Regions from separate parts of the Homo sapiens genome. Here region 1 is linked to region 2. A link is a loop called in an ENCODE intact Hi-C map of the cell type or tissue named here. Cell type or tissue: heart left ventricle. All regions are shown on one strand. Links, peaks and the distances in the headings refer to the core of each region. The heading gives the core; the rest is flanking DNA. Region 1 overlaps LOC105379013 (a long non-coding RNA gene). Region 2 has its middle 110 kb from the start of PIK3R1.

What was found. Peaks named below come from ENCODE experiments on the same cell type or tissue, not always from the same donor. Only the 100,000 strongest peaks of a DNase experiment are listed, where the experiment ranks them.
Region 1: it touches region 2 in a loop (2.0-fold over the local background); 2 of 110 quality-filtered maps call a loop at or near these places.

The regions. Positions count from the first base shown.
Region 1 is chr5:68,412,313-68,428,421 of GRCh38, reverse strand. LOC105379013 (a long non-coding RNA gene) reads left to right here. Exons shown (of 5, transcript XR_007058804.1): 5 at 1-2,110. Among named protein-coding and RNA genes, the nearest start is that of PIK3R1, 200 kb to the right of the region's middle. In heart left ventricle, for the core only: no CTCF peak of the experiment used is centred there; a DNase peak (open chromatin) is centred at 7,611.
Region 2 is chr5:68,317,895-68,334,003 of GRCh38, reverse strand. No RefSeq gene overlaps it. Among named protein-coding and RNA genes, the nearest start is that of PIK3R1, 110 kb to the right of the region's middle. In heart left ventricle, for the core only: no CTCF peak of the experiment used is centred there; no DNase peak of the experiment used is centred there.

The DNA of each region.
Region 1 (16,109 bases), core at 3,261-11,260, 96 kb before region 2:
TGCCCCACTATCAGCTTCTCCCTTGCTTCTGCCTAAGCTATCAGGAGCCTGCAGGCAGCCTGGACCTTGGGGCTTGCACACATGAGCTTCAGGTCTGATTAGAAAGGAAGCTGGGCTCCTTCTTCTTTTCTACTGAGGCCTGTTTGGAGAGCATCCTGGCCAACACATGCGTAGGGGATCACAATGCATTACTTAGAATCCCTCCATCCTGGCTTGTGCCTCAAGTCCTTCCCTTCTGTTTCCACACGCCCATGCACGATTTTTTAGACTTGAAGAAAATTAATTTGTATTTATAACTAAAAGGATACAGCACTTATAAGTGCAATGGTCAGTATTTTTTTCTGCCTCATTTTCTATCCGATATTTTCTGTGATGATTTGACTTTTATTTGTATATTATAAAAAGCATCTACTGGGCCAGGTGTGGTGGCTCATGCCTGTAATCCCAGCACTTTGGGAGGCTGAGGCGGGCAGATCACTTGAGGTCAGGAGTTTGAGACCAGCCTGGCCAATACGGTAAAACCTTGTCTCTACTAAAAATACAAAAATCAACTGGGTGTGGTGGCAGGCGCTTGTAATCCCAGCTGCTCGGGAGGCTGAGGCAGGAGAATCGCTTGAACCTGGGAGGTGGAGGTAGAAGTGAGCCGAGATCACACCATTGTACTCCAGCCTGGGCATCACAGTGAGACTTTGTCTCAAAAAAAAAAAAGCATCTACTGTGTGTCTCTGAATTTCTTAATAAGTATTTGCAAAACAAATCATACATTTCAGCTTGCAAACTAAAAAAAAAAAAAAAAAAGGGCAATATGTGCTGGATTAGTTAAATGGAAATGGCCAGCCTTCAGTAAAACAAATGCTTATTAAGCACCTACTATTTGCCAGTCCCTGTGGGAGAACACAAAGATGTGGAGACACAAAGATGAAAAGGCACATGCCTGCCTCCTAAAAGTTTAAGTTATCCTCAAACTTCCACTCGATGTGAGAACACAAATGATTCTTAACAGTGTTTAATTCCCAAATGAATTTTTTAGAGGAATGAGGATGTGTGAGTATCTGTATACATCTATACAAGTGTCAGGGATCTAAATGTGTAGCTGGCAGCATTTAGAAAAGAACAGGCTAGATGCAGTGGCTCTTGCCTGTACTCTCAGCACTCTGGGAGGCCAAGGTGGGCAGACTGCTTGAGCCCAGGAGTTTGAGACCAGTCTGGGCAACATAGCAAGACCCTCTCTAGACAAAAAATTAAAAAGTTAGCTGGCATGGTGGTGCACACCTGTGGTCCCAGCTATTTAGGAGGCTGAGGCAGTAGGAGGACCTGGGATGTCGAGTGTAACAAGGCTACAGTGAGCCTTGATTGCGCCCCTGTACTCCAGCCTGGGTGACAGAGTGAGACCCTGTCTCAAAACAAACAAACAAAAACAAAATAAAAGAAGAACAAATCCACTTTACCCAACTACAAGCTGTAAGCTCTCACAATGCTCAGGTCTAAGTACATGATGTATTTATTTCCTAGATACCTACTGTGAAGTGTGGAACAAAGCCAAGTTCTATTACATATTTGAAAAATCCAGGTGACAGGAAGAGGATACAAAGATGGAGTAAGCTCCCCGTGTCACCTCGTGGGAGGTAGAAGGGATCAGGGTAGGGAGTTAACAAGAAAACTAAGAAAGGGATGATGAGACTGAAATGGAAAAGTAGATCAGTGATTGCCACAGTAGAGTGTAATAAAAGCAATATAAGATCTTCTCTTTCTATTTATGTTCGTTAAAAAATAAAAGACATTAGGCTTGACTACCATTTAACAGATTGTCCGTAGTACATGTGTATAATGTGTGTGTGTATAAACACGGTGTAAGGAGCCTGACTGTCTGAGATTGTATTGTGCCGAGCCTAAGTTAGCCACATGGATGGACAGAAGCCATGTGGAGGAGCACCAAGGCACCACACAGGTGTGGGAATCCTCCTTAGATCTTGTAGCTCAGCTAGCCACCACCTGACTATAGCTGAGCGAGTGACCCAGCCATCCTCACTGGAACAGAAGAGCCAGCTGAACCCTGCCTGAATTCCTATGCCACTGATTATGAGAAGGAGTAAATTATTGTTTTAAGCCACTAAGTTTTGGAGTGTGGTTTGTTTCACAACAATAGATAACAAAACGATCATATTCTTACAGTTTGGTAATTAACCCTAGAGACAAACATATTTATCAAGATTTCTCTCTTTACATGATGGCACCTTAAATGTGAAAAACAAAATTCTGATGGTCAAGAGTATGTAGTCAATGAAATCTGACGGCTAGGCTAAGCCCAGAAAACAATGAGGCAGCCACAACAAATTAACAAAGTATTATTTTTAAAAATTTATTTTTGAGACAGGATCTCACTCTGTCATCCAGGCTGGAGTACAGTGGTGGAATCTCAGCTCACTGCAGCCTCAACTTCCTGGGCTCAAGCAATCCTCCCGCCTCAGCATTCCAAGTAGCTAGGACTACAGGCACTCACCACCATGCCCTGTTAAGTTTTGTATTTTTTTATAGAGACGGGGTTTCACCAGATTTCCCAGGCTCATCTTGAACTCCTGGACTCCAAGAGATCCTCCTGCCTCAGCCCTCCAAAGTGCTGGGAATTCAGGCATAAGCCACTATGTCAAGCCCAAAGTATCGCCTTAAAAGAGAAGTTGCATACAGTACAGAAGACTTAGAGTGGGAGGTATTTTACAATAATCAGGAATCTATGCACAGGTAATGTTTTTTACCTCTTCCTTTGGCAAAAGTTTTATCCCTTCCAGCCTTTGGAGTTCTTTCTTTAGCTGTATCTGACAGCTTCTCTGTTACCCTCTTCCCTTTTATTATTGGGGGCTGGATGCCTGGAAACCACATTTTCCAGCATCTTTGCCAACAGAGTTCCAGATCATATACTGACATGAGATTAAGAAGGTACAAGAGAGGTAGAAGCCACATAATGCTACTCTGCAGAAGAGAGCAAATGTGTGGGTTTCAGCAAATACCAGATTTTGTATTGGCTCCCCGACATCTCCCTGTGAATCATCAACGTCAGTGTTAGAAACAGATGATACCATCACCAGCAGTTTCCTGTAGTCCCTGAAACCTTCTGTCTCTGAAAGCTAGCAGCAAATTTGAAAGTTTGTGGCTTTCCCTGAACTTCCTTCCTTGAACTTTCACCCTTGACCTTTCATAGCCCTTACAGAAGTTTTGTATGCATCCACTTCCTTGTATTAAGTTCTTTTCCTGCCTGAAATACCTAGAGTGGTTTCTGTTTTCCCTTCCTACTTCTGATTATATAAGTCCAAATCTCATTTAGACTTAATGAAAGTCAAGATACAGAATTTCTCTTTACACACACATATGCATTTTACAAACAGCTACAGACCTCCATAAAATGTGCAATGTTAGGCCAGGTGTGGTGACTCATGCTTGTAATCCCAGTGCTTTGGGAGATTAAGGTGGGAGGATTGCTTGAGGCCGGGAATTTGAGACCAGCCTGGGCAACATAGCTAAACCTCGTCTCTACAAAAAATAGAAAAAATTAACGAGGCACAGAGGTGCATGCCTGTAGTGCCAGCTGCTTGAGAGGCTGACGTGGGGGGATCACATGAGCCTGGGTGTTCAAGGCGCAAATTTTATTTAAAAAAAAATAAAATTTGAAACAGAAATACACATAATACAGCATAAAGGGGGATGCATATGGAGGAATCATAGAATGGAAATAAGAATTAATAAAAGATATAGTTGAGGCTCTATGGAAAGGGAAAATTAGTATTTTTCCTTCCAGTTAATCAAAGTTTTATAGGTAGGGTTACCAGATTTAGCAAAGAGACAACAGGTTACCTAGCTAAATTTGAATTTCAGATAAACAATATTGTAGGCAGAATAATATTCCACAAAAGATATTTATGTTCGAATCCTTGGAACCTATGACTATATTATGTTACTTGGCAAAAGGGACTTTCAGATGTGATTAAAGATATGAACCTTGAAATGGGGAGAATAGCCTGGATTATCCAGGTGGGCCAAATCTAATCAAATAAGGTCTTAAAAGTGGACAACTTTTGCCAACTGCAATCAGAGAGAGATCTGACTAAGGAAGAAGGATCAGAGAGATGTAACATTGCTGGCTTTGATGATGAGGAACAGGCCATGAACCAAAGAGTGTGGGTGGCCCCAGAAGTGGGAAAAGGCAAGAATACACATTGTCTGCTAGCACCTCCAGAAAGGAATGGGGGCCTGCCCTGTTGACACCTTGATTTTAGCGCAGTGAAATGCGTATTAGACTTCTGAACTACAGAACTGTAAGGCAATAACTTTGTGTTGGTTTAAAGCCACTAAGTTTGTGATAATTTACTAGAGCAGCAATAGAAAATGAATACAAGCAACAGAGAATTTTTTAGTATGTTTGGTCCATGAAATATTTAGAACACGCTTATCCTAAAAATTATTTCTATTTTGAAGTTAAAATTTGACTGAATACTGTATTTTACCTGGCAATCCATTTTATAGGAACCTGAGATTCCAGAGCTCTTGTACATCTCTGCCTCTATCTATCTATTCATTTCTATATCAGTTTGGGGAACTTACTATGTTGCAGGCAGTAAAAATAGGCAATTTACCTATGGTATTTCATCTAACTCTCACAACTCTTTGGTGTAGGCACTAATTATTGTGCCTGTCTTATAAACAAGGTAACTGAGTCTATGCAAGGTTAAAGAGTTTGTTCGAGGTAGTACAGTGGAGGAGCTGGGGGTGGCTCGGGTCTGTCTGAGTGCAAAGCCCATGCCGCTAAGCTCTGTGTCTACCTGGCTAGGCTGTCACTTCATTCCTCAGTTTGCTTTCATTCCCAGGGCCCCAAAAGTTAGCCTCTATTGTTGCTTCCACATTCTCCCCACCCACTCTCTCCCATAGACCAGTCATCTGATATCTGTCCCCACCTCTTTACAACAGGGAAACTGCTTTCTCAAAGGTCACCGATGGCCTCTAATCTGCCATCATTTCTTAGTCATCCTTCTCTTGACCTTCTCTGTAGCATGTGGCTTTGTCGTCTCCCTCCCCACACATGCACCGAGCTTTTCTCTTGTACTTCTCTGAATCTCTGATTATTGCTTCTGTCTGCTTACTCATCTCATTCTCCACAGTGGTATGGGAAGCCTGGTTCTGTTCTTCCTCACTCTCATTTTCTCATTTTAAAACTCCCTTGGAAATCTCACTCATGGTCAGGCTTCAACTTCCATCTCTGCTGATGATGCCCCAATGTTACCTTCAGGCCTGCTTTCTCTCTCTCCAGCTGTCATCTCATATTTCTACAATTGCCTGCTGGACAACCCCAGACAGACAATTAAAATCAGGCCCACCTCCACCCCAGCTTACCTGCCCTTCCTCCCCGGTATGAAGGGTCTGGTGCTCTCCAGATATGGGGTCTGAGTCCATTTCATTTTTGACTCTTGCTTTTTTTCCCTAAATGAAGTAACCGAGTAGTTCCTGGTCCCAGTGTGTTGTTCATGATACCTTTTGCATTCCTTTCTTTCTCTCTCTGGCTGCTCCCACTGGTCGGGCTCCTGTGGCCTCACACTTGGACTGCAGCCTCCTAAGGTCCTTGAGCTTGCCACAAACCTGGGAGACATTACAGCCTGGGCTTCACTCTCAAAACAGATTCAGCCCCTCCAAGATGGGGTCGAGGCCACAGATGTTTGTAAGTCTCCCCAGGTGTGTTAGCTTTCTATGGCTGTTGTAGCAGATTACGACCAACTCACTGGTTTAAAAGAACACAAATTTATTTTCCTACAGTTGTAGTTCTGTAGGCCAGAAGTCCAAAATGGGTTTCACTGGGGTAAAATTAAGGTGTTGTCCTCCGGACGCTCTAGTGGAGAATGCATTTCCTTTCTTTCCCCATGCTTGTTCATAGCCCCATCTCGTTGCGTTTTCTCCCCCTACTTCCCTTGTCACTCAGCCTTCTTCCTCTGGTGTAAAGTCACATCTCCTTCTGCCTCCCTCTAGAGGGATATTTGTTATTACATTTAGGGCCCACCTGGATAACCTGGGGTACTCTCCTCCTCTCAAGATCCTAAACAACATCAGCAAAGTCTCTGGCCACAGAAACAAACATTCACAGGTTCCCAGGATTAAGTCCTGGATAACCCTGGGGGCTGGTGTCAGCCTGTTACCTCAGGTGACTCTAGTTGGCAACCAAGCTTGAGAACTACTTTTGTGACTGAGCATCCTTTCTCCGTGCTTGTCTCTCAATCCTCTTGCTAGCCATCGTCTTCACACACCCTGTGTCTTATGACATGCTTCTGAGTGCCACCACAGTTCCCCTCTGCCCTTAGAACACATCGCAAACTCCTCAGCCTAGAACACAGCCCAGCTCGCACAGACATGAGGACTCCTTACAGACACGTTATGCTCTACCGCTCTCCCACATAAACGCTCGGCTTCAGGTAAACTGGTTTTCTCAGAATATACTTGGCATTTGGAAGGGCTTATTTTGTTGGTCCTGTTTCTCCAACGTTAAGCCTTTTCCCATCCTGCTCTGCTTACTCAGAGCTAACCCTGGTGTCAAGACATGTTAGCTTCCTCAGGCTGCTGTGATATATCAGACTGGTTGACTTGAATGGCAGAAAGTATAATCTCACAGATCTGGAAGCTAGAAGTCTGAAATGAAGGTATCAGCAAGTTTGGTTTCTATGGAGGGCTGTGAGGGAAGGATCCATCCAAGGCCTTTCTCCTTGGCTTGCAGAAGGCCATCTTCTTTCTATATGTGTCTCTTTCCAAATTTCCCATTTTTATAACTAACCAGTCATATTGGATTAGGCCCATCCTAATGAACTCATTTTTAACTTGATTATCTCTGTAAAGACCCTATCTCCCAATAAGGTCACATTCTGAGGTACAGGGGGTTGGGCTGTCAACATGAATTTGGGGGGATACAATTTGACCTGTAACACTAGCCTATCATAGTCCTCTTTGTTTACTGCTGTCTTTCCTCCTCTGCACCACAGGCTGAAGTTCTCTCCCTCGTTTAAACAATACAGCTATCCCTGTCCATTCATTTGGAAAAAGGACACATGAAGCCTTGATTGCGTCTCTTTGGTTGTTGTCTTTGAACAATTTGTGCATGTGTGGACGTGCATGTATGTGTGTTCTCTCCAAATAGAATATGAGCTCCTTGAAGATAGCCATTGCATCTTCTTAATCTCATTGTGCTCATGATACCTATGATGCATGTGTTTGGTAAATGTATTTTTTTTTAATTTCAGAAAACTTGAGAGTTTAGTTTGGGGTGAGGAGTGGACAGATAAATGATCTGATATTGTATAGCATTGGATGAGCGATCTCTTCAATATCTTTGTTGGAGAGAATCTAAAAGAATGTGGTCAGGTGGCCTGGTACCTCAAAGCTACAAGCTGACCAAAGAGAGGAGGAGAGAGGAGAGAGAGAAAAGACAGTAAAGTCTCTAGATACTCAGATGAATTCATGTAAAAACCGGCTGAGTCCGGTTAACAGTATTTTCATCAGCATCATCCCTGACCTCAACAACCCTGGCCCTACCCTCCAGTGACAGCGTGGTGCTTTGGAGGGCTTATCAGGCTGACACAGGCACCCCGAGTCAGGCACTCTGCCAACACCTTGCTGGGTGGCCTTGCATCGCCCTCTGTTTTTTGAGTACTCCTCTGCCTACCAGGCAGAAACGCCCTGGTCACTTCCACAGAAGCAGTGTACAAATTAGTGAGTAGGGGACTATCAGGTGGGGAAATGTAAAGAGTTGTCAGGATTTATGTCCTTAGCGTGAGAGTCTAGAGAACCAAAACTTGAGGAGTCTCCCATATTAAAAAGATGTGCTGGAGCACACATGTGTGTCACTCCTGCAGAGAGGAATATAGCCAAGCCCCATTAAGAAAATCATGAGGCAGAGACTTGAATCAACTTCTATAAACTTCTTTTACCTTGAAATGGCTCAGAATTGTAAACACCTGTATTTCATCTGGATTATCTGGACAAATCGCTTAGCCGTTCCTGCATCCCACCCCAGTCTCCAGTGGGACCCTGTGGCTTCTCTACACTTATTTGACATTTCTAGGCTCCAGTTCCTGCTTCTTTAGTTTCAGCTTTGTTTCTCCTTATCATGCCCAGGTCACACCAGCTGTCCCTTCCTGGTGTTGACTCTGGGAGAGATAGAAGCCTGCTCCAGCTTCATCCCAAGCTCCCCATAGGTGGGGGCTTTCCAGGGACTTTTTTAGCTCGATGCCCATATCAATTTCACAACCTCCCGAGGGGAGCCTGGGCCCCCAGGAATGGCTACCTCCTCTGCTGCCATTCTTATGTGTTTACCAAGTCTCATGTTGGTCTCCTCCTTTCTTGCTGCAGCTGCCACACTCAGAGAAGGAAGAGGAATCTTCAGGCATCAGATGCTTGCTTGAGTGGGCTGCCTTTCCCTCTAAGGGCTCTGAGAGTGGGGTCGGGTTCTTCCCCACGGCCTCTAGCACTACTGGAGCAGCTGGAGGTTATTTTTGCAGTAGGGGCATTAAAGGAACAAGAAGTACAGTTGCCCAGGGCTTTCCTCCATGTGTGACTGCACAGGAGGTCAGAGGTTAGGGTGGAGCAGGGCAGGCTGAGTCAGCTCCGTGGAAAGTGAGCTGGGCTGCTGTCAGCCTGATCCACATACTTTCTCAAAGCCCCCTCCGTCTGCTCTTTCCTTTCAACCTCTAAGCTTATTCCCAAGAGACTATGGGTCTGGATTATCTCATTTTAGTCCACCAAGCTGTTCAAACAGCTCTTAACATTTGACCTTCCCTCACCCTATCTTATGCAGATTTGGAACATAGTTTCTTTCTCTGTTCTCTATCTAAATGATCTACCTAGCTTTAATATGCATGTGCTATAAATTCTTTATTGTTCGTGCATAGATGTAATCTCTCTTTTTATATGTTAGTATATCTTTGTGTAATCATCCATATCAGTGCTATGGCAACATAGTGAGATCCTGTCTCTATAAAAATTTTTTTAAAAAATAGTCAGATGTGGTGGTACATGCCTGTACTTAGGAGGCTGAGGTGGGAGGATCACTTGAGCCCAAGAGGATGAGGCTGCAGTGAGCTGTGATTGTGCTGCTGCACTCCAGCCTGGGTGACAGATTGAGGGCGGTGGGTGGGGGAAGAGGGGAGTTAAGCAATTTGCTTCATACCAAATTGCGTTCTGTAATTTTAGGTTTGTATGCAAGGAACAGAAAAATCCAAAATTAACAATCTTAAACAAAATAGCTCAAGAAAAATGAGTGGGTTTCTCTCGTGTAAAAGAGTGGAAAAAAGCAGCACTGGGTGGGTAAGGGGGATCTGCTCCTGGAAATCCTCAGAAAATAGTTCACCGTGCTGTTACCTGTATAGTGTGGCCTCATTATCATAGTCCAAGGTGGCATCTGTTTCCAGGCAGCAGGAGGGGTGAAATGTTGAAAAGGCAAAGAGCATATGTCAGCCAACTCTCATATGAGGGTCCCAGAAGTTGCTCTAACATTTTTGCTTACTTCTCATTGACCAGGACTTAGTCACATGACTACACTTAGCTACAAGGGAGGCAGGGTAACGTGGCAACATGGTCTTTATTTAGGACAATCTTGTGTCTGCTGAAAATTCTATTACCAGAAAAGGTGAAAATGAATAGTAGAGGACAACTGGCAGGCTCTGCCACAATTTTTTAAAAAAATAAATTTTGGGGGGCGTTTGGTGGAATGAAGACTATGTATTTCTAAGAAGCAAACCAAAGATTTGTCCCTAAAGTACACATCATTACCTGTCCAGATACAAACACACGAATTTATATATATGTAAATACTTGAGCAATAGAATTATATTTTAAGTCAAGTAGACAGAGTAAAGAGTTTATTGGGAACATTTTTAAGCTATTTCTATAAATAGGAATGACTTGTCCTGGAATGTTTCCTTCAGGATTGCAATAATCTTCTGAGCCATTAAGTTAGTCAATGACCTTGAGCAGCTCAGCTAGGCACCAGATGATGAAATCTCTGATATCTCTGGGGTCCCGGTTGGCAGAATCATTTCAACTTAGTGCTAGGGAACAATGGCCCATGGACTAGCAAGTCTGCATATTCCCTCATAGAAGAGTAATCTATTGCGGGAGACTTTGACACCTAAGTTTCGGCAAGCTGTGGGGAAAGTATGAATACATGTGTGTTGGTACTTGTGCAGACTGGAAATCTGTCTTCAGGAATTAAATGAAGCACTGCATGAAATAAGGCACTTAATAGAAATTTCTGGTGCCTTTGTCGGCAAACCTATCCCTTGGGTGATGGTCTCTATCCAACAGAAATCAAAATAAACTTTTGGGTTTTCAGGTTAACTTTTTTAAAGGGGCATAAAACATTTTTATTTAATTTTGTTCTTTTCTCTTTTCTGTATCAAACAAGAAATGATTTTTTTTTTTTTTTTTTCCACCAGAGGTATTAAAATGCTGCAAGGGAGCAGCCTCTGGCTTGACCAGAAACACATAAACTTGAAACTGTGAATGTTGGTTTGCACATATGTTAAGTTAAAAGTAATGATATATTTTCAAAAGTCATTACATTTTTTAAAAAAACTTTGTTAGCTAAAGCAGAAAAGTAAAATTCAATTAGGAGCACACCTTAGCAAAAAAAAAAAAAAAAAAAAAAAAATCTTTTTACCTATGATGATCACATGCTTTTATAAGGGTCATCTCTCCACAGTCCCATAATCCCATTATAAGAGCCCTCTACAGTACATTTCTGAATGCCAAAAAGTTATTTTATTAACTGTGCTTAGACGAATCTATTAACAAGGTCCAATAGTCCCAGGCAAAACAACAAACTAGGAAGATGTTGTGCAAACATGGATGTGTTCTCTAATGTGTAGAATTTCTGTGATAGTTTTGGCTTTGTAATTTTGTACATTACTACAAGCAGTTCTGGACATGAAACAATTACCTTGTAATTGAGCTCCGCTACTCAGTTTCTATGTCTGAATTTGCATTTATGTTCCTATCCCTTTAGCATTACTGAAGACCAAACGGCATCATAGCATGATGAGTAGAAGCAGCATTCACAATTTAAATGAGGAAACTGAATAGTGAAGAAATTGAATACCCTCAGCAATTGGCAGCCCAGTCATGCCTTGTTCAAAGACTCAGTCACAGTGGTCAGCATCAAGACCCTGTGGCTAGCAAACATGTTAGTGGGCACCCATCTTTGTACTCCAGCACATCGAGCAGTTCATAAGGGGGCAGTACAGGTAGTTACAAAAAGACAGTGGAAAACTCCTTATTCAGTGGAATTCAATGGGTTTTTTCCTGCTAGTATTGCATTTTGAAACACAGTTTTAAGTGGCCCATGAACCTAATTGGTTTAAAATGAGTTAATTTTTTAAAGAAAAATAACAATAATGTCTTAAATAATGCCTTATCAAAAGCAAAAGAATCAAGTCCAAAAAATGAGACATAAAGCATGCAAATGCATTTGTCTTATTAAATCAATCTAGATGACTCTGTTTCAGTAAAACAGAACCATCCTTATTAAATTACTTTTGCTAATTTGAATTTATAGTTTTTATAGCTTATTTCTTTGGGATTTAGAGTTGTACTACAGGTGTGTACATGTGTTCAGTACCTATAAGCATTTTCGTAATTAAGTAAAATGATAAAACACTGAAAATCCTGAAATGTCAAATTTTTCCTTTAAAAAGAGACCATACAAATAGTTTGCAAAACACAGACCAAAAGGGTAATTTTCAGTGTCTCCTTTGTCTACATTTCAGCATCATTTCCCACCAGGACTTTCAGACCCACCTGCTTCCCTCCCACAATTCCTCCCACAATTGTTAAGGAGCCCCACAGCTGAGCCCAACCAGCCTGAGCCTCACCTAACTCAAAGTCACCCTTTCTGAGTAGGAGACAGACTTTAACCCTAATGAGCACTGGTGAAATGTCAGAAGGTTAGTTTAATAAACAAGGTACAATAAATGAAGAACATTAATTTATATTCAACACCAGAAAGCAGAGATGAAGCAGGTGTCAGTCGGCCGAGGGCCAATCCTATAGAGTGATCATTTAATACATTGAATTGGAAATGTCATTGTAGCAACTGGGGCACATAAGAAGGGTTCTTTTGAAAGTTTCCAATAATCAAATTTAATGTGGCCTATTATAATTTTGAGTCTTTCTTAAGGCTCACAAATTAAATTTGTTATCCATTTGTGTATATATTTTACTATCAAACAGCTTTTCATTTTCCTTGACTTTAATGGGCCCATTCTCCTCTCATTCTTTGGCTATACCCATTCCTGCCTTTATTGTCCCCAAAGCCCATTACCTCTATATGTGTACACTTAAACTCATACACACACACAGGCACACACAGTCCTTGGGGAAAGAAGGTGTTGATAAAGTGTATAAAATACTTGGGAGCAACAAGAAGCAGAAAAAAACTGAAGTCAAGGTGAGAGAAAAATTAAATGCATTTTATTTTCTTTGGATACCAAGCAGAAATTTTTTAATTACATATTTTAATTCATGACTTTGCTTTTCTCCTTCTGGAACACAGATGTGGTTGTTGAGCAGCTTTCTCTTCTGTCTCACCTTATTAACATCCTGAAATAATACAACCTTCAGCCAACCGCTGGACTGCCTGAATTGTCTTTTTTGCTGGAGATCTTGAGTCTTACAGGTTATGAATTGCAGAGCCAACATGAGAGGACACTTCCTTTTTCCCGCCCTCGCAGGAAGTTGTTACACACTGACACTGGGAAGGCTGATTTATATCAGTCCCCTGGGGAAGGATGCTTAGTTGACAAAGACAAGTAGAACAAACAGAATTTGGCCCGTGACTTGGTACTGTCTGAGTTTTGTAGTGAGGAAAACAGAGCATTCATTTGTGTACCTTCAAAGACATTCTCAAGACACACTATCCCTTAAATTTGCAAGCAAGTAATTTGTATTATCAAAGGCTTTCTGAGGAGTGATCTACAGAGTAACCTTTGGGGATGTTAAGGCAACCAGGGCCAGGCTGGATTTTTCAGAGGGCACATGGTTTCCTCAGCACTTTATCAAAGTCTGTCAGGATATGGGCAAACCTCCCCTGATAAGTTGGCTCTTCAGTGTAACTTGAGCTTGTTTCTTCCTTTCAATGTTCTAAGGTTGCCTTTTAAGCAAAAAAATATGAAGAAGAATTTGTAACAAGGGTTTTCAAGCTTTACATTTTTTAGTCTGCTTAGTTGGACGCCAAATAGGAAGGGGTTTATATGTAAGTATAACAATAAAAATATAAAGTTCACAGCTAAGGAGCGCTAACTAACATTTCCTATAGTGACAGTACAATAGATAGGTTTACTTTATATAGGAGAAGAGAAAAGATAAGTCAATAAACCTCTGTAAGGGTCAGATATAAAATGAAGATAGTATTAAACTTGAAGGCTGAGATTATGTAAGTGAGTCACTTATTACAATATTGCATATATGAATAGCTTTCGTGAGTATAGTTGTATCAGGGAGCCCTTGCTTACTTAGTTATTTGAGAAAACAGCCATTTATTCAGCTTATTGGGGCCGCAATCAGCATAGTGGTTCTTCTTGTTTTAGCTGGGCTCCCTCAGGAATCACAAGTCAGTGACAGATCAACTAGGTATCTTGGCTTCTGGGATATGGCTGGCTGTTTCCTGGGACAGTGGGACCAACGGCCCACAGGTCTCTCAACCTCCAAGCCAATCTGAGCTTATTCACATGGGGATTTCAAGGGTCCAAAAGAAAGAAAGACATGTAAGACCTTGAGCCTAGACTCAGGACTGGCACATTATCATTTCTACTATATTTCATTGGCCAAAGTGAGTCATAAAGTTAGCCTAGATTCAAAAGGTGATCAAGATATTCACTTCTTACTGGAAGGAGCTGAGAAGTCACATGGCAAAGGACATGGATAATGGAGGCATGAAAATTCGTGGCCATTTTTGTCATGTACCAAAATAAGCATATATTGTGTCATGTAATTATATTTCTTTATACTTTATTTCACAATGACTTTGTTAGCTTATAGCAAACACAAATACAATGATATGGTAACATGAACCTAATTTTGAAATTAAACTAGGAGTAATATAAATTAGAGCAGGGGGCCAAAACCACAGTTCTTATAATGAAGAACATGCTACTGTCAACAGTGAAGTCTTCATTGAACCTTTCAAACCTTGAGATGCCAGGCTTAGCCCAAAAGCCTATCAAATAAGATGATGACATGAAGTGAGAGAAATGGAGTCTTTGAAACATGACCTGCATAGAACATACGTTGGGAGTGGGTCAAGAGTTAAGGGATCAGTGGTGTAATTGTTCGGGTCCCTCTCTTGAACCCTTTATCGCTGCTATTCAAGCAACTCATATGAGGCTTTTGTGATGCAGAAGAAAGGGCTCTGGAGCCAGAGAGTCTTGAAGAACATCCCAGTTGAGAAACTGGGATTTGAACCTTGTTCTGTGTGGCTTTTCTTCTCAATATTCTCAAGTTGAGGTTAATGATGCTTATTAGACAGAATGTAAGTCATGTGAAAAAAGCATTTTAAATGTCAGTAATGACACCTTCCTCCTTCCGATTGTTTACCTCAATTTATCTTGTTTCCCAAGAAATGTGAGTAACTCCCTTTTAGAGAAGGATTGCATCTCAGTTCTACTTCTTGGTCTCATCCACAGGTACAGCCCAAAACACAGCCTATTCATGAAATTGGTGAACATTCTGAATCTTGACCACAAACGAGATTCCCAAGAATAGTTTCCAAACCCAAAGCGATGACGCTATCCAGGACATGGAAGGAAGGTTTTCGCACCTTTGAGCCTTTTATCATCTCAGGTCTCCTTGTGTTTCTGGGACTTTGGGGCATTAGGAGCATTTTGTAACACAGTGGTTCCCTTGGAAGTGTATGGGTGGGGTTGCTGTTTACTAAGGCAAGTTTGTGGCTTGGTGAAGCTGCATCATTTGCATCTGTCTCTGTGAAAAGATAGCGGACCATGATGCAGTAAGGACTTTGGGCCTCAACTGAGTCAACCATTCATTTGTATTTCCCACGTGCCTACTATGTATGTTCTAGGCTCTGGGAATGTGAACAAGAGAGACAAAGTTCCTGCTCTTATGAAAACCATACATGATTTCTATCTTCTGGATTATAGTGTCTATCCATGGAAACCAAGGGGAAAGTAGATAAAAAATAAATGCATAAGATGCATTCAGATAACGATAAATGGGATTTTTCTTAAAGCAGCATGTTGTGATAGAGAGCAAGTGGTGCTGGGAGGAGAGGTGGGCACTATTTCAATTGGGTACCATGGAAGACCTCCCTGGTAAAGAGGAGATTGGAACTGAGATGTAAACATACAGAAGGATCTAACCGTGTAGCTCTTTCCAAGCACAGGGTTAGCAAGGATAAGCTTGATGTATTTAAGAAACTGCAAAGATGGCATGATAGAAGATGCAGAGGGCAGGGCTGAAAGGGAGGAAGTCAGAGCTGGGCAGGAGCCAGATCATGAGGGTCCATGTAGCCCTTATAGACTTAGTAAGAATCTGGGGTTTTCTTCTTGGTAATTTTTTTAATTGGAGGGTTTTAAGCAGGGGAATTAAATAATTTGATTTACACTGATAAGCATCGTTTTTGAAAAAGACACTTGCTTAGATTACATAGGATAATTTTCTACTTAATTCAGAGAATTATATGTTTTTCTATGTTCTGGTAAGAAGTGGATAATGAAGATGAACATGTCTCAATTCCAGTAAAAAATGTGATGACAGGCCAGGTGCGGTGGCTCACACCTGTAATCCCAGCACTTTGGGAGGCTGAGGCGGGCAGATCACGAGGTCCGGAGATCAAGACCATTCTGGCTAACACGGTGGAACCCTGTCTCTGCTAAAAATATAAAAAAATTAGCCGGGCGTGGTGGCGGGTGCCTGTAGTCCCAGCTACTTGGGAGGCTGAGGCAGGAGAATGGCGTGAACCTGGGAGGTGGAGCTTGCAGTGAGCCAAGATCACGCCACTGCACGCCAGCCTGGGAAACAGAGCAAGACTCCGTCTCAAAAAAAAAAAAAAAATGTGATGACAAGATCCTAAGGGT
Region 2 (16,109 bases), core at 4,744-12,743:
TTCAGGTTTCCAAAAAACCCATTATTACCTGATTGCTTTTGTTTAGCAAGGGAACATATATACATATTCCTGTGTGAATATGTATTGTTGACCTGGAAATTGTAATTAGAAGATTTCCAATCTCACTTTCTTAGTCATGCTAACCTCTGGTGAAGAGTCTTCAGCTTTGCCCATGCAACTGATCAAAGCTGGAATACCTTAACACTCATTTCAAAAGAATTCAGTTCTTCCTTTTAAGTACTGCTAACTTGGGCTCATGTCTAACTTGGATGAAAAGAGTAGGATGCTATTGACAGTATTTCCTTAAATTATATTTCTCATTATTCCTGATAATTATGATATTAACAATATATTTATTAGTTGACAAGATGCGATGGTCCCTATGTACTTTTACTTAGAGAATTATAGAATTTTATGTGAAGAAATTCTCTAGCCTACATGCTCCAGTTTTCTTGGCAACATTCTCCACTACTGTCTTTCACCCTTGAATGCTGCTCTTCCAGAGGCCATCTGTAGCAGGTATTGCTAGTGCCCCAGCACATCACCTCAGCGCACCTTGGATTTCAGTCACAGCCGAGACCAGACTCACTTTGAGCTGATAATGTCTCACATCAGCTGCTGGGTGCCCCAACTATGTCTACATCAGCCTAAGACCTTCTCCCAAACTGCTTACTATGCAAGTGTAGCCCTCAAGTAAACCGTCCATCTGTGGGCTTTGAGGCAGTGTGGCAGTCTACCTCCCCTAAGGGGGTTGATTCCAGGAGGCTTCCTGCAAGATTCTCAGAGGTCTCTGGATAATGCATGCTTACCTGGCTTCTCTTTTTTTCCTGTCTTATTCCCCCTGTCCCCTCTTTTTCATTACTTGGGGTCACCTCCCAAATAAGTAGGTTGCATTCAAGCCCTTACCTCAGCCTCTAACTTTGAGGGAACCCAAACTAAAATACAATCTATTCCACTGTGGTCAGTAAGCATGTGGACTTTGGACATATACTTCCTGACACTAGCTCTGTGGCCCTGGGAAAGTTTCTTAAACCTCTCTGTGCCTTGGTTTTTTTCATCTCTAAAATGGGGATAATAATAGTATCTACATTAATATAGAAGCCATTGTTTCAGAACTTTTCCTTATGGTGAGGTGAAATCTGTCCTCCTGTAAATTTCATCCTTTGGACAGAAATGGCCAACAGCTTCAGGTCACAGCAGCTCAGCTGGTTGAGATGAGGAAATGAGTTACCATTTACTGGGGTTTCCTGAATCACTTGGTAAGTCATTTCCTCTGGGCCTGGCTTTGGCTTAGTACTAAGACCATCGGAAACAAGAAATTCTTCTCTTAGAGCTTTAGTGCAAAGAACAGTGATGGGGCAAATAGATTATTTTAATAACACCTCTACATGAATGGCAGTTAACTGTTATAAAAATACTAATAAATATGCTATTGAATGCAATAATTTTCACCTTTTCAATTCTTTTCTTTTTAGATGCAGCATTATAAATATCATCAGAATATAAAATCTAACCTCCTGACAACCTGAGTTTATTACGGTAAATGTTCTATTGATAACATCTGCTTCCCTTTGATACAGAGCCTAACACTATGTTTAGATTTAATTTGCAAGTATAGAAAGTAAGTTTCAAGGAAGTGATGAAAATCAGAGACTGAGAGGCCACAATGGGTATTTGTTCAGGTCACTGAGTGGCAGATGATGTGCGTGAGAAGGAATACAGGGAAAATATATGAAATTGAAATTTTAGGCTCCTATGAGCCCTTCCCATACTTACCCAACCCTCACTTTGTCAAGCCTCTTTACTGCAAGTATGGTCCATGGGCCAGCAGTGTCAACAACACCGTGGAGCTCAATTACCATTCTATAATTTATACTTTTAATATTTATCCGTAGCAAGAAATAGGGCTCTAGCACATTTGTTTTCTCATTTTTATTATGGTGTAAGATACATAAAGTTTATCATTTTAATCATTTTAAGTGTACATTTCAGCGGCATTATAGGCATTCACATTATGTAATCATCACCACTATCTACTTTGAGAACTTTCACTTCCCCTAAACAGAAACCCTGTATCCACTAAAAAGTAACTCCCTATTACTCCATTTCTCTAGCCCCTGGTAACCTCTATTTTACTTTCCGTCTTAGCTTATTCGTTCTTAATTGCTATACTGCATGTCTTCAATAAATACTACACATATTATCTATTCCTCTATTGGGCTAAGATACTATATTTGTTTTCCATTACTGCCAGAACAAATTATCACAACCTTAGTGGCTTAAACAGCACACATTTATTATGTTGCAGCTCTGTAGTTCCAAAGTCCAATATAGGTCTCACTAGGCTAAAATCAAGGTATTGGCAGGGCTACATTTCTTTCTGGAGGTGCTAGGAAAAAATCCTTTTTATTTTGTCTTTTCCAACTTCTAGAGATTGTTCTCATTCCTCGTCCTATGCTCCCCTTCCTCCATCTTCAAAGGCAACAGCATGACAGCTCCCTGACTCTACTTCCATCATCAGATCTTTTTCTCTGACCCTCCCCTTTTGCTTTCCTTGTTCACTTTTAAGTTGGACAATTGTGGTTACATTGGGCTGACTCAGATGATCTTCCTCTTTTAAGGTCAGCTGATTTGGTAAGCTTCATTCCCCCAGCAGCTGTATCTCCTCTTTGTCATGTAACATAACACATTCACAGGTTCTGGGGATAAGAATATGAACTTCTTTGGGGAAGCCATTATTTTGCCTGTCACAGTTACTAAAACAATATTGCAGTTGATATCCATATATATACATCTTTCTATTGGTGCTCTCATGTGAGAGCTCTCTGGGCAATACATCTACAGTAGAATTTTATTTTCCTCCTTTACTCTTTGAGGTCTTTTTGGAGTCAGATTTGTCTTTATTTTGGATACAACGCTTGCTGAGACTGACCCTAAGGGAGCCCAGCTTTGTTCAGGTTGCATATGGAGGAGTTGGCCTCTGCCTGCAAGGCCTGGCCCTTGTATGTACTCCCTCACAAGTTCATAGTTTGAAAGCTTTAAGATCTATAGTGATAACTAAGAGAAAGGCGAGAAAGTACTGCAAAAGTCCAGGGAGGAGTTAGAAGCAATGATGTCTAGGCTACATGCCAAAAGAAGAGCTGTCTCTGGGATAAGGGAAATTAGAACCATCACTAGAGGGAGGAGAGTTGGCTGGAGGGCAAGGAGGTGGCCCTGACAGCTGGCTCAAAATAAGCCTGGAGGTGTTCAAGCCCAGGATATGTGTCACATGTGTGTGTGTGTGTGTGTGTATGTGTGTGTATAAGTCATGTACAATAGACCAGGTGCAGCCAGAATGCTTTCCCTTTGGAACTGATGTTATAACAAAGATGCTGCTTTTGATGAAAATATTTCTGGAATTATATTAAAACCAAAAGCACATTCTTTTGACTATCATCAGAGCAGAGAAATCACCTTTTGAGAAAAGTTTTATTTTGAAGATAACCAAAGGTAATTACAAGTCAAGTCTCATAAAAGAAGCTACCAACTGAATCACAACATTTCTGGTCAAAAAAGGAAGAAAACTGATTTTCTTACATGACTGTAGAGCAAAGTGTCCACCCATCCTTGCCACCCAGTCTGGGTTTTTTATGATTATCTCAATGTAATTTATTATAACACCCACTGTTTTTCTCAAAATGCCCCAATGTGCTTGATACATTATTATACACTATCCTGATGGCAATTTTGAAAAAGAGGTAACAAATATATAAGCAATGATAAGATTTTGGGATTAGTGCTCAAGTTGATAATGTGACTGCTTTTAAGAACACATTGATATAAATGTACAAGTTCTGGTATGTTTGCTTTCAAAAATACGCAAATAAACCACCCTCTATACTTTCCTTGGCTTTACTATAAATTCATGAACACACAGCAGGCAATAGAGTTGTGATATGACCATGACTGGCAGCAAACCACTCTCCTTCCCTTTTACACACTGTCAGAATGAGTTTTTATGAATTTCCTCCTGCATATTGTCCTTGATATTATTTACTGTAACTAGGATTTATCTCAATAATAATGCGAGGAGAAAATGAAGGAGCTTGTGTAGTATAACATATTCTGGGTCCTATAGTCCCACAGGAATGGCCTTGACTAGGGGCATGGTTTTCTTCTGGGGGCCAGTATAAAATCAGAAGTTGTGGGTTGAACCATGACACTGTAATGAGAAAGTTGTGAGGAGAAAGCGTGAGAACTATTGCTGTAATGTGGGCAGATTATTCTTGCGCAATGCCAAGCACTTAATTCCATGCACACGCTATCTTCCTTCTCATATTGAGGAAAGATATACTGGCATCATTTATAAATATGATCTCAGTCATTATCATAATACACTTTCCCAAAAGCCAGAGAGGGCAAAAATACTTCGTGGGGACTTGTCAATATTGATATAACATCATAAAATTGTATTAGAAACATGAAGACATAATAATGACACTTCGGACTATTTTAAGCTAAAGAATGTAAATAGACAATGTTTCAAATAGAAACCCTTCTGATATCAAAAATAATAACTTTGCAATAGGCTGTATATCTGAGGGTTCTGTCAACAAAGAATATCAGAATAGAATCACAAACCATAGTGATAAAACACAGAATCAAAATTAAACAGTTTCAACTGTTTTTATTGAACTCTTTCCTCCCAAGGAGGTCAACATAATAAAGATGTTTGATTATCTTCCCAAGCTGGGCTCTATTTGAGAAGGTAGTATAGGCAAGACTGGGTCAAAAGAGGGGTGGGGAAATCAACAATTGATAAACAAAGGTTTCCTTTTTTAATTTAACTTTTATTTTTAGTTCAGGGATACATGTGCAGGTTTGTTATACAGGTAAACTAATGCCATGGGGGTTTGTTGTACAGATTATTTCATCACCCAGGTGTTAAGCCTAGTACCCATCAGTTATTTTTCCTAATCCCCTCCCTCCTCCTACCCTCCGCCCTCTGAAAGGTCCCAATGTGTGTTGTTCCCCTCTATGTACCCATGTGTTCTCATCATTTAGCTCCCGCTCATAAGTGAGAACATGTGGTATTTGGTTTTCTGTTCTCGCATTAGTTTGCTAAGAATGATGGCCTCCAGCTCCACCCATATTCCTACAAAAGACATGATCTCATTCATTTTTGATGGCTGCAGAGTATTCCATGGTGCATATGTACCATATTTTCTTTATCAAATCTGCCATTGATGGACATTTAGGTTGATTCCATGTGTTTGCCATTGTGGATAGTGCTGCAATGAACATACATGTGCATGTGTCTTTATGATAAAATTATTTATATTCCTTTGGGTATATACCAAATAATGGGATCACTGGGTCAAATGGTAATTCTGTTTTAGGTCTTTGAGGAATCATCATGTTGTTTTCCACAAAGGTTGAAGTAATTTACATTCCCACCAACAGTGTGGAAGCAGTTGAACAAATATTTCTTGCATGGCTACCATGTGCAGGGCACAGCAAAGTGGTTGAACATATGGGCATTATATCTACCAGCTCCACCACTTACTACACTCAAACGACCAACTTACCTTTCTCTGTCCTAGCTTCCCAACTTAATGTGGGACTAATGACAAGACCTTCTTCATAGGTTTGTTGTGAGAATTAATCCATATAAAGCATTTACAAAGCGAGTGGCATAGAGCAAGCACCCAAATAGTATAGTTAGGAGGAAACAATAGATCTGCAGATAAAAACACAACTGCCCAAGTCAGGTAGCATATCGTAAATATGAATGGTAACTGGCAAATTACAGGAGGAAAGATCACTGTGAATTAAAGGCAGTGGGGTTTGTCCAGAGTCTTAACATAGAGGGAGGAGGAGAGGTGCTTGTTAAGAGCATTTCAGGAAGGCCAGGATGCAAGTGTCTCATGTTCATATGAGAAGGGGATGCAATAAACAAGCCCTTCTGGCGGAAGCATTGGGTTCATGCAGGAGAGAAGTGGGAGAGAGGTGGTAGAGGTGGTTTGGGGTTAGTTTGTGAGAAGCTTAGATTTTAGCCACTTCTGGTTTTTAGGACAAGCTCGTGGATTGGTGTAAGTTGTGCCATTGGAAGCAGATTGGGCAGGGACCCTCCAGCCTAGAGAAAAGATGACCTAGACCATGAGGATCAACTGTACTGAGCCTTTTGCACTGCAACAGAGGTCAAGTGTGGGGGTCTGGACTAGCGGAAGGCAGCCAGAAGAGAAAGTCTCCTGTGGATTCAGCCTGATATGAGAGGACTCTGCTAAATTTGTGCTAACTGATCCCAAGGGACCTTCTGGTGCACAGGGAAGGACAGAGACCGAGGTCCAGCTTGGGTTACTAGAAAGGAGAGGTCTTAATAAAATGACTAGTGCTTGCACTTACTTTTTTCTATTGAACAAGAATATTCTCAGAGTGACACTACTTATTCATCACAAAACAATATTTGGTACCTACTTGTGCTGGAGACATTCAGAAGAAATTAAAAAAAAAAACATTATCTAAGGTCCCTAAGGATCTCAAAATCAAGATGAGGGCAAGGGAGAGGCAGTGTTTGGGAAGAGGCATTTGTTCAGAAGGGCAAGTATGTGGCCTCCCGTTGTTAAGTAAGTTTCCAGTGAATAATGTGGATGAAGTATACTACTGGAAGGCCAAAAGAGATTCCTACAGGCTGCAGTGGTTATAGGAGCCTGATTTGGTTATTTGTTTTATTATAAATTAAGATGTTTTTATTTTTAGAGAGAAAAAGTCCAGTAGTTGGTTAAAGTGAAGACCAAATTACAAAAATAAAATTCAAAAATGTTACTTATATTTTCGGCTCTTATGCACATTAGACTTGAATGTGCAAAGAGATTTAAGAATAATTAACATTCCTTGAACACTTATTTAGTGTCTGGTACTATGGTACACTATTTACATATCAGCTTATTTAATCCTTACAAGCTGTTAATTAGGTACACTATATTATCTTCATTTTACAAATGGGGAAAGAGAGGCTTGGAAAGAGGCTATTTTATTTCTCAAAAGATTGGCTTTGCTGGAAGCATTATTACTGTCCCATGACTAGACTCTGACCTGTCATTTCTTTTGTTTTTGTTGCCATTTCCACCACCCTTTTGAAACTGATAGCCTTATGTTTAGGTAGCTTCAACTGCTGGGATCCTTACACTCCCACTGAAAGGGAGCTCAGAGGCACTCAGTGCAGATTCAGTAATGGGTGTCTCACACCATCATAATTGTCCCAGATTTGATCTACGTGTATTGTTTCAGCATTTCTATCAGCCACTGCTACTAGCACTTCCTGCGTTGCCCCCAGTCCTGGCCACCTGTTTTGCCAGGGAACACCTGTGTGGTGGTCAGGAAGCCGACTGCCTGCAGAAGTTGATGAGGCATTTCTGCTTGGATCTGGTGCCTTCCTCCACTCCTTGATCATTGCCAAAACGTCCTGCAGCTCTTTATAACTCAGTCACTTCCAGCTCTTCATCTTACTAGCTGTGTGATCTGGCTAAGTTGTTTAACCCTCTAACCATCAATTTCCTTACCTATAAAATCAGAATAATAATAGTACCTACCTTGTAGGGCTGTGAAATTAAGTGAGTCATGTTAAAGCACTGAGAATAATGCCTGGCATATAGTTAAGTGCTCAATCAATGTTTATTTATTACTGTTTCCAGAACTTCTCAAGTGTTCATTGGAAATATTGGGCAATAGAGTCAAGCCACAGATTAAAAATAATAATTGTATATAAGAACAAATTGTAACATGGTTATAGAACAAGACTGACAAGTGATTTTTTTTTTTTTTTTTTTTGAGACAGAGTCTTGCTCTCTCTCCCTGGCTGGAGTGCAGTGGTATGGCCTCAGCTCGCTGCAGCCTCTGCCTCCGAAGTTCAAGTGATTCTCGTGCCTCAGCCTCCCAATTAGCTGGGATTACAGGCGTGTACCACCACACCAAGCTAATTTTTGTATTTTTAGTAGAGATGGGGTTTCACCATGTTAGCCAGGCTGGTCTCAAACTCCTGACCTCAAGTCATCCTTCTGCCTCAGCCTCCCAAAGTGCTGGGATTACAGGCATAAGCTACCACACCTGACAAGTGACTATTTTACAAGTAAACCACCATGTTATCATTAAGCAATAACTTTAGTTTTTTTTTTTTTTTTTTTTTTTTTTATCACATAGGAAGTAAAGCAAAAGGGAGGACTGACAGGGTTGCAGAGAGAAAGTGCAGCACCCCATTATTTGCATGTGAGTAAAATTGTCAGAAGTGTTGATCAAAGTGAAGTCTGAGGACCACTTGCTTAGGCACTTTAAAAAATGTAAATGCCTGAATTCTACTGATTCAGAAGCCCTGGGAATTGATTTCTTCTTTTTCTTCTTCTTTTTTCTTTCTCCTTCTCTTCTTCTTCTTTTTCTTCCTCTTCTTCTTCTTCTTCTTCTTCTTCCTCTTCCTCCTCTTCCTCCTCCTCTTGCTCCTCCTCTTCTTCTTCCTCCTCTTCCTCTTTCTCCTTCTCCTCTTCCTCCTCCTCTTCCTCCTTCTCCTCTTTCTCCTCCTCCTCTTCTTCTTCCTCTTCTGTCATCCATTTCTGCTTCTTCTGCTGCTGCTGCTTCTACTTCCTCTTCCTCTTTCTCTCCTTCTCCTTCTTCTTCCTCTTCCTCTTCCATCCTTCCTTCCTTCCTTGGTTTCTTCTTGAATAGGTGCACTAAGTGATTGTTAGGCACTTGAAAGTTTGATTTGCATCCATCCAAGGATGGAAAAAGAGCATCCCACTAGGGTCAAAGTGGACTTGCAGCTAGACAAAAGCAGGCCTGCATGTTGAGATTTGATAAGACAATCCCAACTCCTAGGCCTTCAGGATGTCAACTGACCAGAGAGATAATAATGAGCTGGCTTTGTACGACATTTAAATTGAGTAAAGAACATTTGTCATTTTAGGATCAACCTTGCCTGATATCAACTCTGTAGAACACCCGGTGATCAAAGGGCATAGGGTTTACCAGCAGCAGAGTAACAATGGCAAAGCCCACTTTCATCTCAAAACTCGCTCCCTTAATAACAAGAATTACAAAAATCAGCATCACTTTCTTTCTCATGACACTAGAAGCCAAATAAAACCCTGAAACACAAGATATGGAGACAAAAAGTGAACGGAAGATTGCTGAATGACTTAGCTAAACAGTACAAGAAAAAACTAGGAATCTATAGAGGAAGAACTGAATTAAATAAACTCATCTGTGGGATGCTAGAAAGGCATCAAAATTGGTAACATCACGTATTGTAAAATATAGGAGGAGACTGGGGGCGGGGGATACTGGAAAAAAAATGGGATAGGGTGTGGTTAAAAGCTATATAAAAACTACTTAAACACCTGAGTTCCACCCCCATCCTGCAGTTAGAAAAATCTACTCCTCTCCCTCTCCCTCTCCCTCTCTCTCTCCCCACGGTCTCCCTCTCCCTCTCTTTCCAAGGTCTCCCTCTGATGCCCAGCTGAAGCTGGACGGTACTGCTGCCATCTCGGCTCACTGCAACCTCCCTGCCTGATTCTCCTGCCTCAGCCTGCGGAATGCCTGCGATTGAAGGCGCGCGCCGCCACGTCTGACTGGTTTTCGTATTTTTTTGGTGGAGACGGGGTTTCGCTGTGTTGGCCGGGCTGGTCTCCAGCTCCTAACCGCGAGTGATCCGCAGCCTCGGCCTCCCGAGGTGCCGGGATTGCAGACGGAGTCTCATTCACTCAGTGCTCAATGGTGCCAAGGCTGGAGTGCAGTGGCGTGATCTCGGCTCGCTACAACCTCCACCTCCCAGACGCCTGCCTTGGCCTCCCAAAGTGCCGAGATTGCAGCCTCTGCCCGGCCGCCACCCCGTCTGGGAAGTGAGGAGCGTCTCTGCCTGGCCGCCCATCGTCTGGGATGTGAGGAGCCCCTCTGCCTGGCTGCCCAGTCTGGAAAGTGAGGAGCGTCTCTGCCCAGCCGCCATCCCATCTAGGAAGTGAGGAGCGCCTCTTCCCGGCCGCCATCCCATCTGGGAAGTGAGGAGCGTCTCTGCCCGGCCGCCCATCTTCTGAGATGTGGGGAGCACCTCTGCCCTGCCGCCCCATCCAGGATGTGAGGAGCGTCTCTGCCCGGCCGCCCCGTCTGAGAAGTGAGGAGCCCCTCCGCCCGGCAGCCGCCCCGTCTGAGAAGTGAGGAGCCCCTCCGCCCAGCAGCCACCCCGTCTGAGAAGTGAGGAGCGTCTCCGCCCGGCAGCCACCTCGTCCGGGAGGGAGGTGGGGGGGTCAGCCCCCCACCCGGCCAGCCGCCCCGTCCAGGAGGTGAGGGGCGCCTCTGCCCGGCCGCCCCTACTGGGAAGTGAGGAGCCCCTCTGCCTGGCCACCACCCCGTCTGGGCGGTGTACCCAACAGCTCATTGAGAATGGGCCATGATGACAATGGCGGTTTTGTGGAATAGAAAGGGGGGAAAGGTGGGGAAAAGATTGAGAAATCGGATGGTTGCCGTGTCTGTGTAGAAAGAGGTAGACATGGGAGACTTTTCATTTTGTTCTGTACTAAGAAAAATTCTTCTGCCTTGGGATCCTGTTGATCTGTGACCTTATCCCCAACCCTGTGCTCTCTGAAACATGTGCTATATCCACTCAGGGTTGAATGGATTAAGGGCGGTGCAAGATGTGCTTTGTTAAACAGATGCTTGAAGGCAGCATGCTCCTTAAGAGTCATCACCACTCCCTAATCTCAAGTACCCAGGGACACAAACACTGCGGAAGGCCGCAGGGTCCTCTGCCTAGGAAAACCAGAGACCTTTGTTCACTTGTTTATCTGCTGACCTTCCCTCCACTATTGTCCTGTGACCCTGCCAAATCCCCCTCTGCGAGAAACACCCAAGAATGATCAATTAAAAAAAAAAAAAAAAGAAAGAAAAATCTACTTCTGGAGAAACAAATTACCTTCGCATCTCTTTTGTCAGGAAACTCTTGGATGATGTACTGACCAAAACAGGGAATAACCTAACAGAGAGGAAGACCGGGATTTTAGGAAACCGGAGATCACACAGGAAGGAGGTAAAGGGAAATCCCAGGATGATGGCAAAGGGAAGTCCCCAAACAACAGCTGTGCAACAAGAATAAAGAACAATCAGAGGACCTCTTGAGCCCAGAGGTCAAGGCTGCGGTGAGCCAAGGTCGTTCCACTACACTGAAGCCTGGGCAACAGAGTGAGACCCTGTCTCAAAACAGAAAAGGACCTATCAGCCCCAAGTGGAGCAGAACAGAGGGATTTGGGAGGAATGTCCTCAGAAAAAGATATTAAAACACAGTTATCTGATGAGTTTGAAGATGTAAAAAGTTCTACTGAAAGCCATTGTACATAGCGATAGGAAGACATGCCATAGATTAAAAAAATAATAACCTAAGCAAATCAAAATTAGGTAACAAAAGTCCAGGAAAAACAAAAGCTTATAGATGGGAAATGTAGACAGTATACATCGCTTAACTTAGAAATGAGCCATCATCGAAAATAATAAAAACACTGATTATGAATTTAACAAAAAGTTGTGGTGATAATTATAGTGAAGGATATGAGAGCTAACATGCTCATTTACCATAAGAAGAACTAAATAGATTATGCCAAAATTATAAACCAAGATATATTAGTATATGAATATTGTTTAGGACTAGAGTGGTACATACCAAAGATACACCTCAGAAAATTGAAAGTAGCTGCCTCTGAAGAGTGGGACAGTGAAGGGTGTGTGCGTGTGTGTATGTGTGTGTGCACTTGGAATCCATAGTTTTATTATAAACTTTCTTGAAGGAGAATATCATAATACCATGTCTTTTTTTTTTTTTTTTTGGTAGAAACTTGTTTGCACTTTTTTTCCAGGCTAGAGTGCAGTGGCTATTCGCAGATGTGATCTTAGTGTACTACAACCTAGAACTCCTGGGCTCAAATGATCCTTCCATCTCAGCCTCTCGAGTAGCTAGAACCACAGGTGTGTGCTGCTACACCCAAGAAAAACTGCTACAGTTGAAATTCTAATGCCACTACTTACTAACTTAGTAACTTCGTGACCTTAAGAAAGTTACTGATGCGCTCTGTGTGCCTCAGTCAGTTTTAACATCAATATAGTGGGGATGACGCAGATAGTACTCAACTCATAGGGTGTGCTGAGAATTAACTGAGACTATCCTTGTAAAACATTTAGTTCGGCGTCTGGCACATAGGAAGCATTTGATGCATCTTATCCATTATCATTTCACTTTTTAAATTATATTCATGTATTACTTTGATAAGAAAAAAATGTAATTTAAAAGAAAGCAGGGCTGGGAGCAGTGGCTCATGCCTGTAATCCCAGCACTTTAGGAGGCCAAGGCAGGAGGATCACTTGAACCTAGGAGTTTGAGACCAGCCTAGGCAACATAGGAAGACCCCATCTCTACAAAAAAGTAAAAAATTAGTCAAGCATGGTGGTACATGCCTGCAATCCCAGCTAATTGGGAGGCTGAGGCAGGAGGATCACTTGAGCCAGGAGGTCAATCGAGACTTCAGTAAGCCATGATCACACCACTGCACTCCAGTCTGGGCAACAGAGCAAAACCCTGTCTCAAAAAAAGAAAGAAAGGGAAGGAAGGGAAGGGAGGGGAGGAAAGAAAATAAGGAAAGAGACAGGGAGGAAGGAAGGAAAGAAGGAAGGCAAGAAGGAAGGGAGGGAGGGAGGGAGAGCAAGCAAGCAGATAGGGCAAAGAGAGATCTCTGACAAGGGAGCTTTCGGGAGGCTAACTACACCAACCCCGAAGCTGCATTCCAGTTCACCATGCCTAGAAAAAGACACTAGATGAGTTGTGGTTCCTGTGAAGTAAGAGGGAGGGAACAAGGGTGTGTGTGTGTGTGTGTGTGTGTGTGTGTGTGAGAGAGAGAGAGAGAGAGAGAGAGAGAGAGAGAATGAAGCTTCCAGATTAATGCTGCTATTAAAAAAGGATTTGTTTCAATAATATTTTCATTAGCTTTCCTGTGTTCAGATATGCAGAAATAGTCCCCCTTCTAGCCCTGTTTCTTTGAAGGTGGGCAAGAGGACAGCCTGTGGATTTCTTCTGATGAATTGTTCAGGTCTTGGCATGGTCCTCTTAGCGTCTTCGTGGTAAGAATGTGTGGATTTACAGGCCTGAGGATGATGAGGCTTCCTGCAGCCCTGTCATCTCTCTACTTATCTAGATGAGGAAAACGACAAGTTGGGATTGGAGATACACGGAGCTCACTCAGGTTGTTTTCCTGAGTGTTGTCAAATCAAAATAGCTAATTGGTACGTTTTCCAGCTCACTCTAGGTGCAATTGGCTGAAAAACAGCCATAATAGCTGATACAGCTGGAACTTGATTGTGTTTCTCCTGGAGAGGGCTGTCTGTAGGGCTCCTATTAGCAGCACATAGCATCTGCTGACTTGCTCTGCTCTGAAGCTTTTCAGGCCAGCACCTCTCTACTCTAGGCTGTCCTCCTGGGGACCCACTGAATTTGAGGTGTCTGGAATAGAGCTTCTCTTACTTACTGCCCCCTCAGAAGGTGTTCATTGATGTCCCTGAAATGCCACTCCCTCCACAAAACTGTACCCAGCACTGACCACTGGAGATTAGTTCCTTACTTCTTCTTATCTGGACTTGGGACTTTGAGGTCCTCCTCCCTCCTTCTCCACCCCAGCTATTCACTTAGCCTGGCTCCCTGCCCTTTGTGCACTTATCCATGACCTAAATGGGTAAATTCTTTCCTGTCTATTCACCATTGAATGTTTATTTTAGGCTCAGTGACCTATCTTGTCCATGTTTTAAATTGTGAACGCCCAAGGGTTAAGGGTTGCATTTCTTTGCAGTTCTCTTGTTGCAGTGTTTGATACAGCAATACTATGTTTTGAATGTTTATGTATTTCCAAAATTCACGTTGAAACCTAATCCCCACTGTGGTAGTATTAAGAGGTGCAACTTTTAGGAGGTGATTAGGTCATAGGGTCCACACTTGTGAATGGGATTAGTGACCTTATAAAAGAGGCTTGAGGAAACCTGTTTTCCCCTTCTGTCAAGTGAGGACACGTAGAAAGAGGGATAGATCACCGGACACTGACTCTGCTGTTGCCTCATTCTTGGACTTCCCAGTTTCCAGAATTGTGAGTAATAAATGTATCCTGTTTATAAGTTACCTGATCTAGGTGTTTTGTTATAGTAGCCCTAAGAAACTAAAACAAACATGTAGGTGTTTCTGCAGCTGCTTTCACAAGTGAGGAAGAAGTGAAGGATTCTAAAGCCCCAGTAGTGTTTGGAAAAGTAAGAGAAATATCTGGATTTGGACATGAGAATGAGAAGGTCAAGTTCAGGGACTAAGCAGCATTTTGCAGCGCATTCCTTCAAAGATTGAAGTTTGTGTGGAGAGTCACTCATTAAATAAGGAGTCCAAGGCTGCTGAACTCCTTGGGAGGATGAGCGAGGTTCACTTGCTGACCTTTGGTGAGTCACTTCTACTGTGGTCTTTTGATTTCCTTATTTTAAAATGACAAGAATAATAGTTTTACAGGGGTGAGAGAAGACTGAGGAATGTTTCAGAGAGCCTCCAAGAACTGGGAGTTTAAACCTCAGTACTATAGTGTCACTTTGGTAAACGTGACTGAGAGGGGAAAGAGGTGATTAACTTTAAGGTCATCAGAGGTGGGCTGGCATTTATTGGTTCAGTCTAGAACCTGGAACACCAAGCCAGAGGGAAAGTCAGAGAGCAGATAAGTCAAAGCTTCTGTCAGCCATTGAAAGCCAGAGGCAGGAGCACGCTTGAGGCATCGTTCCGTGTCAAAGACAATGGCAAACATGCCCATGCAAACTCACCACCTTCAGGGGGCATGGAAAGCAGCTTTCTGATTACTCTTATAGTTTTCTATTTCTGCTGCAACCAATTAGAACCATACAAGTTTATCACCTTAACATCTGAGAGGCAGAAGTCCAAGATGGTTCTTATGAGCTAAACACAAGGTGTTAGAAGAGCAGCATTCCTCTGGGAGGCTCTCAGGGAGAATGTGTCCTTGTTTTTTCAAGCTCCTCAAGGCCTCCTGTACCCCTTGGCTTGTGGCCCCACTGCTCATCACTCTACCCTCTGCTTTTGTCCTCATATCTCCTGACTATTGTCCTCCTATTTCTTACATGGTCTCTTGTGATTACATTCCCCTCTACCACCAAATATCCAGAATATTCTTTCCATTTAAAGATCCTTAATTTAATCACATCCAAAAAGCTCTTACCAAAAAAAGTACCATATTCAGAGGTTCTAGGGATTATGACCGTGGACATCTTTTTTGGGGGATCATTATGCAGCCTGCTACAACTACCCAATGAACTTCATGCTCTTTGTTAAGGGCTTTGTTTTAGTGCTAAAGCCACGACCTGCATATAAATATAAAATAAACATATCACAGATTTAGTTTAACTCATTAAGGAACAGTTAAAATGATACAACTGTTTCAAAGGAAAATTGAAAATTCCCACACATCTAAAGACTTTCAGGAATGCTGACAGAATTTGGAGACAGATGTACATTGGTCAATGTGGGACACTAACTGAGTACATCACACAATTCACATTTTTATGAACAAAATAGTAATAGTTTGCATTACTATCATCAGTACTCTACAATTTACAGAGCTGTGGTTTCCTTGAAAAACAGATAACCCAGCCTGCGATCCCAGACTCCAGTCATTGTTTTTGCCCCTTTCAGTCTTTTGAAATGTTTCCTGATACCTTCTACAACAAAAAAATTCCCTTTGATCCTCAGAGCCCCTCCTTTGTAGCCTTCCACCTCAGAACAGTTTCTACCCTTCTTAACCACCTGCGTTCTCTCCACCCCTACATCACTAGATAGCTACTTCATTGATATTCATTTACAATGATCAGGTAACAACTTAAAATGCATATACTCCTGGGTGGCTGTAAAAGCAGGAATCAAAGCTTTGTAAACTGAATGAGATAAAGCTGAACGTGTAGGCGGCAGTTTTTACTCCCCTTAGAATCACCTGGGAACTTTTTGGAACATGGCAATGCTGGAATGCAATTCTAGATCACTTTTGAAGGTCTCCCCAGATAAGTCTCACGTGAATTCTTAT